Linked DNA regions of Homo sapiens: regions 1 and 3 are each linked to region 2. A link is a contact called in ENCODE Hi-C or POLR2A ChIA-PET data. All regions are on one chromosome and are shown on one strand. The core of a region is the stretch at or near the end of the contact, and the rest is flanking DNA. Distances in the headings are between cores, read along the strand shown.

Evidence for each region. Hi-C counts contacts between places; a loop is a spot of excess contacts on that map. ChIA-PET counts read pairs that join two places held with the same protein, here RNA polymerase II (POLR2A). Pooled maps may share reads with other maps.
Region 1: a loop to region 2 is called in a map with no recorded cell type, with 5 times the contacts of the local background. The contact joins the promoter of DEPDC7 here to the enhancer-like site in region 2. A Hi-C loop is called at or near these places in 4 of 37 single-sample maps with no recorded cell type and 2 of 50 pooled maps.
Region 3: a loop to region 2 is called in a pooled map, with 8 times the contacts of the local background. The contact joins the promoter of FBXO3 here to the enhancer-like site in region 2. A Hi-C loop is called at or near these places in 4 of 37 single-sample maps with no recorded cell type and 4 of 50 pooled maps. POLR2A ChIA-PET finds 5 or more read pairs at or near these places in 4 of 52 experiments (AG04450, Panc1, activated naive CD4-positive, alpha-beta T cell and 1 more).

The regions. Positions count from the first base shown.
Region 1 is chr11:33,014,320-33,017,820 of GRCh38, reverse strand. It overlaps DEPDC7 (DEP domain containing 7), which reads right to left and starts at 1,943. Exons shown (of 9, transcript NM_001077242.2): 1 at 1,793-1,943. The coding sequence starts at 1,865. LOC105376615 (a long non-coding RNA gene) reads left to right here and starts at 2,031. Exons shown (of 4, transcript XR_931167.2): 1 at 2,031-2,544. RefSeq lists silencers at 1,669-1,728, 2,049-2,098.
Region 2 is chr11:33,385,836-33,389,331 of GRCh38, reverse strand. The region is part of intron 1 of KIAA1549L (KIAA1549 like); the gene reads right to left. Among named protein-coding and RNA genes, the nearest start is that of KIAA1549L, 11 kb to the right of the region's middle. Within about 2 kb of position 1,616, at least 3 of the 41 ENCODE cell types and tissues checked have a DNase peak (open chromatin) inside an H3K27ac peak, as active enhancers do.
Region 3 is chr11:33,773,246-33,776,469 of GRCh38, reverse strand. FBXO3 (F-box protein 3) reads left to right here and starts at 1,950. Exons shown (of 11, transcript NM_012175.4): 1 at 1,950-2,076. The coding sequence starts at 1,973. It overlaps FBXO3-DT (FBXO3 divergent transcript), which reads right to left and starts at 1,771. Exons shown (of 3, transcript NR_120550.1): 1 at 1,719-1,771; 2 at 1,107-1,216; 3 at 800-1,022. RefSeq lists silencers at 1,858-1,957, 2,418-2,487 and an enhancer at 2,436-2,936.

The DNA.
Region 1 (3,501 bases), core at 694-3,193, 370 kb after region 2:
CTCATTTCTTGTACATAAATCAGGTCCCTGGTCATTACAGCCCCTTTAAGGTAAGTGAGAGTTACTAATCGGTGGAGAAACAAAAGTACAAAGCTGCCTGCCAGAGCACACAGAAAGAGAATGGCAAAGAACCAATAACCGTGTGCTCCCACTACCTTGCTCACTGGAACTATGACAAGGCAACTAAAGGGTGAAAGAAAGGCTAACAAATGTTACCAGGTCGGGATTCCAGCGGTAGCAAGCAAAACGAGTGAGAACAACAGCGGGCCCCTCTCCGTCCACTGCAGCTAGTGTGCCGAGGACAGTGTTCCTTTGATTCCTGATAACCAGCACTTCAACTCTTCCCTTAGAGAGTTATCTACTTAATTTCTGAATACATACTTCCTTACACCATCTAAGAACCTGTTCACAAATGCCCAAAGCTCCAGAATTGGTATTTCAGCTATTAGAGAAAACAGGGTACCATGTTTTTATTTTAAGCAGGTGACATTTGGGAATTTCCTTCACTGAGTAAGTGGGCCCAAAAGATTTCTCAAGACTGTTTTCAATGTCATTTGGTTTTAAATTCCCAAATGTCTTAGCATTTGTCTTCTCTTCACAACATAAATCAAGGAGACATTCTCAATGTGGCCACTATGTGCTTACCTGAATCCTTTACATGGAAGCAGACTAAGGTCAATATTATGATTTTTCTTAGAAAAGGACAAGTGAAAAATGGTTCTCTACCATAATCTGTCGTTAGCATTTTGAAGATTAAAATGAGCATTAGTGAGTAAGTCAAACACAAGAGTGGGGCCACTGAGAAGCACCCATTTGACCCAGAGGAAGGAATCACAGTTTCACTGGTTGGTGTTTTTACAAATGAAAGGCTTTTGTCAGAAAGGGAACTAATTCCTACGACATCCCAGACTGGAGCTCCAGAAAGGGGAAAAAGTTGTAACTTAACCAAAAGAAAAAAGCCAAGGGTTATCTGAGTATCTTAACAGTTATCTGAGTCACCCCTATTAACTGGGTTGTAGATCTGCTATAACCAGCATTTTAGAAGTGATATCCGATTCTCTTCATGTGTTTGAACATTTAAAGAAACCAGAATCCTAAATCAACTGCCCCCAAAAGACACGATTAGGCCCGTGGCAGAATTTGCCAACTTCCCTCCTAATTTCATGTAACTGTTTTTTTAGCCAAAAACTTCTATTCACTAAAATACTGCTTATACATAAAGTGTTAATAAATACCTTTTATGCCAAATTCCTGCCAGTAGAACTCACATAAACCTCTCATCCCTCCCAGGAAGAGTCTGGGGAGACAAGCTGACTCTTGACTCCTAGCAGTCTGGAGAACAAAGTGGGCAAGGGAGGAGCTCGGCCCCTGGCCATACTGTGTCGTCAAGGTTTGTGGTTGAGACAGGGGGCAAAGAACTACACAAATTCCAGATACCACACTTGTCACCGGTAGCACCGCGGAGCATATCCCGGAGCTCCCCGGCGCGTGCCTGGCACGTTAGCGGGCGCACAGACCAACGCGCGGTCAAGTTGAGAGTCTGGGTAGAAAGAAAAAAGCTGGGCTGTGCGGGCGGGCTCTGCCGCTTGCAGCCCACCAGCCAGAGAGGAACTCGATCCGCCCGCTCGGCGGGGGCGTTGGCCAAGTGGTCGCAGCTGTGCTGTGCTCGCCCAGCCGGCCGTTGACAGGCGCAGGCGGCCGAACGCCCCACGCCGCCCGCCCCGCGCCGGGACCCAGCCCGCGCACCCCAGCCCGCCCCGCGCCATCCCAGGCGGCAGTCCTCGGCACCTACCCGGAGGCCTGTGCGCGGGGCTGTGGAGAGCCGAGAGGTTCAGCGCAGCAGCCTTCTCCTGCACGGTGGCCATGGCCCTTGCTCCCCGGACGCCAACTCCTCCAGCAGCTTCACAGCTCCCTAGCTCCCTGAGCGCCCGTCTGTTAACTGTGCGGGGCGTGGCTCCCTGCAGGCCCCGCCCCCGCTGCCGGTCACGTGTCTCTCTGGCAACCACTGAACGTAGCCCGCGGCGCCAGCGATCCAAGTTTCCTCGGGCGCGATGCCACGCGAGCGGTGGTCGGGGACAAAGCGGTTCCCTGGGCCGGCACTACGCGGCCCGCGGCTCACACCAGCGGGATTCGAACCGCGGCCTGCCGTAGATTAACTCGGGACCAGGCCGGGCGCGGTGGCTCACGCCTGTAATCCCAGCACTTTGGGAGGCCAGGGCAGGTAGAGCACCTGAGGTCAGGAGTTCGAGAGCAGCCTGGCCTACATGGCGAAACCCCTTCTCTACTAAAAATACAAAAATTAGCTGGGCTTGGTGACAGGCGCCTGTAATCCCAGCTACTCGGGAGGCCGAGGCACAAGAATCGCTTGAACTCAGGAGGCGGAGGTTGCAGTGAGCCGAGATCCACCACTGCACTCCAGCCTGGGCGACACAGCGAGACTCCGTCTCAAAAAAAAAAAAAAAAAAAAAAGAAATAGAAAAAGTCGGGAACCTGGCAAGCTGCCTAACTGCTCTGTGCGTCGGTGTCCTCACCTGTGATGCGGGGGTAGGTTTAGTACCTGCTTCACTGAGATGTTTGTTTGTTTTTTAACGAGGTTTATAGGAACCAATTCAGGTTCAGCATTTAGTAACTGCGTCCGGAACGTAAGTGCTTAAAATTATGTCATAGTAGTAGTAGTAATAGTGATAATAACAATAATAATCGAGTTTTTCAGACATCCCTACCTGTGCAGAACAAACAAATCCTATGTGGCCCAGGAGAGCAATGTCTAGAGGTCACAGGAGGGCAGCAACGAAAGACCCTGGGACTGGCTGCCAGGAAATCTGTGCTGCCTCCAAAGGAACTGTGGGTCGGGTGGGTAGGGACAGTTTGCTGCCGGTTGGAGTGAAGGTGAGGAGAGAAAAGGAGGAAGGGCTATTAATGGGACACATCTTAGTTACTTGGAAGTTGAAGCCAGGCCAGGGATCCAATGCTGGATACCTCTGAAAGGATGAGTGGTCTTAGAGACCAATAATCCAATTGCCAGACACTTGCCCTTTTTTTTTTCTTTTTTTTCAAGTTTGGGAATTTTGCAATGATTTTCAAAACGATTATGACGTCTTCTTAGAAGGAGGATGCTTGTGTGATTTAGGTGTAAATTAGAATGGTGTTTAAGTGGGAGTTCATTATTTAGCTTATTGGAAAGAGCTTCTACATGGGATTGTTTCAGAGAATACATACTAAGAAGCTGCCCCTGGGGACTTGGGTTTGTGGGTGGGAGGTGGGGGCCAGTTGCTGCTGCTTAGTGTTAGAAAAAGCTGGCCAGGCACGGTGGCTCACGCCTGTAGTCCCAGCACTTTGGGGGGCCCGAGGCAGGGGGATCTTCGAGGTCAGGAGTTCGAGAACAGCCTGGCCAAGATGGCGAAACCCCTACTAAAAATACAAAAACTGTCCGAGTGTGGTGGCAGGCACCTGTAATCCCAGCTACTTGGGAAGCTGAGGCAGGAGAATCGCTTGAATCCA
Region 2 (3,496 bases), core at 367-2,866:
CTTCTCACACTTCCCATTTTTCTTCAGCCTTCTTGGGTTTGCTGTTGACACCTGGTAAATAAAAAGGCAAGTGACAGGGGAACGGCATTCATTACTAGGGACAGAGGTAGGCAGACAGGTCTGGGAGTCCCAGTTTCATTCTAGATACTTCATTCCATATTTCATGTGGAAAGACTGAAGTTAGAAGTATTCTAGGCTTCCCCATTTACTTGAACTGCATAAATACCAAAACCATTTTGTGTGTCTGACGTCAGGAGATTTTATTTCTAGCTAAGAATAGATTTAACATATATAAATCTCAATCTAAATCGAATTCACCTCTTGTGGTTAGGACACTTGGGCAAAGCCACGTCTGAGTGAACAGGAGGCAGGTGCAGCAGCGACCTTGGCCTATGTTGAGGAAGCTACTTGGCCTTATTTATATCTAGGATTGGTTATAACATGAATTTATCCCCATTCTATGTGGTGTTTAAAAGGGCCCATGATTTTTCTTAAATGTCTGCAGAAGTATCGTCTAGAGAAGGAAGCCAGGGAGTAAAGGAAAATGGGCAGAACCGTCTAAGGAGATATTTTAACTCTAGGTTTGAATCTGACCTGTGTTGTTAAAGCTATTTATTCTCTTTTATAATAAAAGGTCTTTCCCTGTTTCTAACAGAAGTTCAAGTTCTCTCATGACACAATTTAGTTAGCATGGAAAGAGGGTCATGATATAGTGTTAACGGGAAAAGCAAGTTGCTGAATATTATACCTTTTATATCTTAAAAAAAAATTAAGTTGAGGCTACGTCTATGGATATAAATATTTGTATGAAGAGGTCTGGAAGGATCCATCACACTTGACTGACAGCATGACTCTAGAGAATAGCAAGGTGATATGGTTTGGCTGTGTCTCCACCCAAATCACACCTTGAATTGTAGTTCCCATAATCCCCATGCATTGTGGAAGGGACTCAGTAGGAGGTAACTGAATCATGGGGGCAGTTACCCCTACGCTATTCTTCTGATAGTGAGTTCTCACAAGATCTGATGGTTTTATTCTCCCCACTTCACTCGGCACTTCTCTTTCCTGCCATCATATGAAGAAGAATGTGTTTGTTTCCCCTTCTGCCATGATTGTAACTTTCCTGAGGCCTCCCCAGCCATGCGGAACTGTGAGTCAACTAAACTTCTTCCCTTTCTAAATTACTCAGTCTCGGGCAGTTCTTTATAGTAGCGTGAGAGTGGACTAATACACAAGGCAAAGAGGGCCTTTTGCATTTTACTGCATCTACCTGAGTATTGCTTGAATTTAATAAAATATATATTACTTTCATAATTTTTTAAAATCCAATGAAGATTGAAGATAGGCCTATATTTATCTGGGCCTCACACTGGAACTATGACAGCAAACTGTGGGAAAACTCTTCCCTTTTCAGAATGAAAATCGTTGGCTGGGCTTGGCTGCTAATGTAGGAAGAAGCAGGAAATGCAGATGGTAGAACTCCACCAAAACATCTGCTTATGGCTTGTAAAGACACAGACGGGGGATGGGGGAAGAAGGGAAGATCTTGAGGCTGTTATCCACAGATGAGAAAACGAAAGCCCTGAAAAGTGAAATGATTTGGTAACAGCCAGGGGTGACCTCAGTCTCCTGAATGCAACCAATGCAATTTTCCCTCACCCAGGCTGTTTTCCCTAGACCTTAAACCAAAGTAGTGTCTGCTGGTAGCTTTCAGAATGAGAAAATGGGCCAGGAATGATAGTTCATGCCTATAATCCCAGCACTTTGGGAGGCCGAGACTGGCAGATTACTTGAGGTTAGGAGTTCGAGACCAGACTGGCCAACATGGTGAAACCCCATCTCTACTAAAAATACAAAAATTAGCCAGGTGCAGTGGTGCGTGCCTGTAGTCCCAGCTACTTGGGAGGCTGAGGCAGGAGAATTGCTTGAACCTGGGACGTGGAGATTGCAGTGAGCCGAGACTGTGCCACTGCACTCCAGCCTGGACAACAGAATCAGACTCCATCTCAAAAAAATAAAATAAAATAAAGAGAGAGAGAATGAGAAAATGAACTAGAGGTACCTGATACTTTTTATTTTACTAAAGAAATCCTTGAGGGATCTTCAATATCATCTGTAAGCTCACGGGCCTTAAAAGAGAAATTGTTCTGCACAAACACGTCCATAAAGCAGAAGTGGGAATACTTCTCTCTCATTTTATTTTATTTTATTTATCTTTTATTTTTGAGACAGAGTCTTGCTATGTCACCCAGGCTGGAGTGCAGTGGCACAATCCCGACTCACTGCAACCTCCACCTCCTGGGTTCCAACAATTCTCATGCTTCAGCCTCCCAAGTAGCTGGGACTATAGGTGTGCACCACCATACCTGGCTAATTTTTGTATTTTTAGTAGAGACGGGGTTTCATCACATTAACCAGGATGGTCTCGAACTCCTGACCTCAAGTGATCCACCCTCCTTGGGCTCCCAAAGTGTTGGGATTACAGGATTGAGCCACCGCATCTGGCCCCTATTATTTTATAGACCAGCACTACCCTTCTAACAAAACCAGACACCTTTTAGCAAAACAAAACTACAGACCAATACCCCTCATGAACATGAAACTAAAAATTCCTAACAATGGCCTGGCCGTTGTTAGAAATTTCTTTTGAGATGGAGTCTTGCTCTTGTCACCCAGGCTGGAGTGCAGTGGCATGATCTCAGCTCACTGCAACCTCTGCCTCCCAGGTGCAAGCGATTCTCCTGCCTCAGCCTCCTGAGTGGCTGGGATTACAGGCACCCACCACCATACCCAGCTAATTTTTTTGTGTTTTTAGTAGAGACAGGGTTTCACCATGTTGGCCAGGCTGGTTTCGAACTTCTGACATTAGGTGATCCTCCTGCCTTGGCCTCCCAAAGTGCTGGGATTACAGGCATGAGCCACCACATCTGGCCAGGAATTTCTTTAGTTTGTAAAAAGTTGTCTTTTTACAAACTAAAGATAAACCCTGTGATCATCTCAATAGACAAAGAGAAAGCATTTGCCAAAATCTGATAACCAGTCATGATAAAAATTCACAGCAAATTTGCTAGAGAAGGGAATTTCCTCAGCCTGATAAAGGGCCTCTGTGAAACAAAATCAAAACTATAGCCAACATCATACTCTAGAGAAAGACTGATATTTCCCTCCAATGCCAGGATCAAGGCAAGGATGTCCACTCTCCCTATTTCTATTCAGCAAAGTACTAGAAGTTCTAGCCAGTGCAATAAGGCAAGAAAAATAAATAAAAGCCTTACAGATTTGAAAGAATGAAAAGTGTCTTTATTCACAGATAACATTATTTCCTATTTAGAAAAATCTCAAAGATTCTATAAAAAGCTACTAGAACTAAAATGAGTTTAGGAGGGTCATATGATATAAGGTTTTTAAAATTATATTTCCATACACTAACAAAGAAATTTTTCTATTACTATATGCCAAAGCACTGAAAAACATGAAAAATGTATGTACAAATTTG
Region 3 (3,224 bases), core at 701-3,200, 390 kb before region 2:
CTGTGAATTTTTTTTGCATTAATTTTTATTTTTAAAAATATTGCATTAAAATGTTATTTATTTGATTATTCAGTTTTTTGGCACCTCTTCTTAAATTTGTGCCCCAAGCAAGTAGCTTTCTTGCCTCACCTTAGTTCTGGCCCTGACAGTTTGGTAGCTTCATACTTTGTCTTCTGCATTAGGTCATAGCTGCACCAAGTCCAAGTGCAATAGGACAGCAGAAGCAAATGCAGTGTACCTGAAACTCCTACCAGCTTTTGGATTTAAAACAGGTGGCCCATCTGAAGTAGAAAATGGAGACAAACATAAATCAGGATCAAATACCTTTACAAGCATTTGTCTATGTAAAAAGGTATGGTTCCCTTGTAAACAGAAATGATTATTCTGTCTTCATTCATCCATTCAACCTGAATTTAAACTTTCTAGTTGTTGAATAACTTGCTAAGCCCTGAAATTAGAAAGATGAGTCAGACTGAGAGTTTACAGTTTGACGAGAGAGACACAGAACAAGTACTTGAAATCCAATTCAATAAATGTTCTTCTAAGCATATGCATAAACAATTTGGAAGCACAGAGATGTAGGCAGAGTTTTTTGTTGCTGTTGTTCTGTTTTGTTGGCTGGGTGGCAGGGGTTATAACTATTAAGCAAAACCATAAATAGAAGGCATTAATGGTATGAAGAATGGAGGAAATGGATTTTTTTGGGGCGGGGCATATCACTTCCACTCTTCCAAATAATTGAGAGAAACTTTCTCCAGGATATGGAAATGTTTGGAGAACTTAGTGACTGATGCATGTATAAGCTTGGAAAATTAACATTTATTGAGTATCTGGCCAGGCACTTTACATAAAGCGTTATCGCCATCCTTAGTTCACCAGAGGAGGGGTGGTTTTAGAGATGAGGGACAGTCTCAGAGAACTTAGGCGTAACTACGCCAGCATTTCACTAGTAGTGAAATAAATGACGGGCGTGTGAAGTCCAGGTCTGTCTGGATTCCCCAAAGCCCCTTACACCATACTACCTTTGGAAAAGCAATGGAAAAGAAGAAATCAGGCAAGTGATGTATGGACCCATTATACTTCCCCCACTCTCATTTTAATATCACCTTGGCAAAGCTGAAGAGCAGACATCTTCGTGCCTCCATCAGTTATGCCCTCTGGGAGTCTCAGTTCATCCCTTCACACGCGGGATACTTAACTCTGCGGGATCTAAACCCTGGCCAAAATAAATTTTAAAGCTGGAAAAAATCCACACTGTACCCTTTGCATTGCCCTAATAGGCTGAAAATAGCCATGATAACCAAATTAAGGGACAGCGGCTGAGACTCAGACTCACTCCTTGTACACATTTTACTTAGGAAGGCGGGGAGGGGCGTGAAGTTAAGCCCTCAACAATTATTTCCTTAATTTGGGAGAAGGGCCTTCAGCTGGCGTCCCTGGCTGATTCTCAGCTCTGCTCTTGCTGAGTGGACAAGTCTCGGAGCGGCCCTGCTGTGTGCGGGGGACAAGCGGGGTGGGGAAGGCTGAGCGGGGAAAACGAGGGGTTCTCGGGTTGGAAAACAAAGAGAAGGAATGGATTTGGGGACCAAGGGCGTGGAGGAGTGTCAGATTTTGAGCGAGGCTTCCTGCATACTGAGTGTAAAATTTCGCAGGAGGAGTTGGGCAGACCGAGGCAGATTTGGCAACAAAAGGGTCCCGGGCTGGGCAAGTTTACGAACCGGGATGCGAGAACAGAGCTGGAGAGATTTGACGCGGAGCGCGAAGAAAGCGGGCTGAACTCGCACTGCGCCGCTGGCTCCCGGCTAGCGGGCGGGGTCTCCAGGGAGCCGCACCTCAGCCCACCCTGAGGGCGGGGCTGGCCCGGCGGTTACATAACAAACCTGTGAGAGCGGCTGGGGGCGGTTCGGGCGCTGGTGGGGGCGGGGCAGGGGCGGGGCCAGGGCGGGGCCAGACCTGCACCGGGCCAGGCAAGATGGCGGCCATGGAGACCGAGACGGCGCCGCTGACCCTAGAGTCGCTGCCCACCGATCCCCTGCTCCTCATCTTATCCTTTTTGGACTATCGGGATCTAATCAAGTAATGGGACGACACGCATGGCAGGGGTGGGGGCATGGGGAGAGGAGGCGGTGAGGCAGGGGGAAAGGGGGTCGGGGCCGCTGACAGGACCCGAGCTTCCGCGACACCAGAAGGTGACGCCAGGGCCGCCCTCATCCTGCGGAGCCACCGGGGACCGGGGCGAGACGGGGGCGGAAAGGGCCTCGCCCTGAGTCTTCCTCCTGTCCTGGGCCCAGGTATGAGAAGCGACGAGATATCTCTCTCCCAGGCCTCGGTGAGGCCCACTTGCAAGAGAAGGAGGTAGTGGCCCTCGTGCCGCACCGCCGCGCTCCGCGGACCCCCGCTGGCCCCGCAGGTGCCCGCCCGGTTGGGGTCAGTCCCTGCTGCTGTGTAAAAGCCCCTGTCCCGGCCAGGCGCTCTTCTCTGCTGGGTCCGGGGCCTGCGGAGTCTGGCGCCGGGGTGGGCAGGTGGGTGAGCGAGAGGAGAAGATAGGCAACCCCTTACTCCCCTGGCGCGACTTCCCCAGCGCCAGAATCGCTGTCCGGGCTCACTTTCGGACTTCAGTGCGTGAGAATTGTTTTGCTGTCAGCATTGCTCCTTACGGTTCGATGTTGGATTTTATGTTTTGGTACTGACTTCCGGTGATGCCATACCGGTGACTATCTTTTCTCCTGGACACCTTGGGTTTCCCACATTACTAGCATCTGTTCCAGAAATAAACACCGGTTGCTGATAAGGGTGGTTCAATGCCCAGTTTCTTCAGAACTTGGGACTGTCTGGGGTGGTGGAAGAAATGGCGCTGCCAGCCCGCCCCCCAGCTGTCAGGATTGTTTACACCCTTGACAGGGGGTGGCATGGCTGTGAGTTTCCTGTGCTACCGTATATATTTGCAGAGGATGCAAAGTCGCCCTCTTAGGATAGGTGGGCGAGATTTGTTTTGTGTTTGGATTAACCATTAGATTCTAGCCATTTGATGATTGTGCCCTGTGTTATTAGAGGTCTTTTTATAAATACAGATTTCTTGGAGCTACAGATAGTTGTTGGCCTAGCTAAGTGGTGATAGAGAGATACCTCAAGTTTTTGGTCACTACCTGTACTGGTCGCTACCTGTACCTGCTAGCAATTTTATTTTTCTAGAAAATACTTACAATTTAACTAACAGTCTCCAA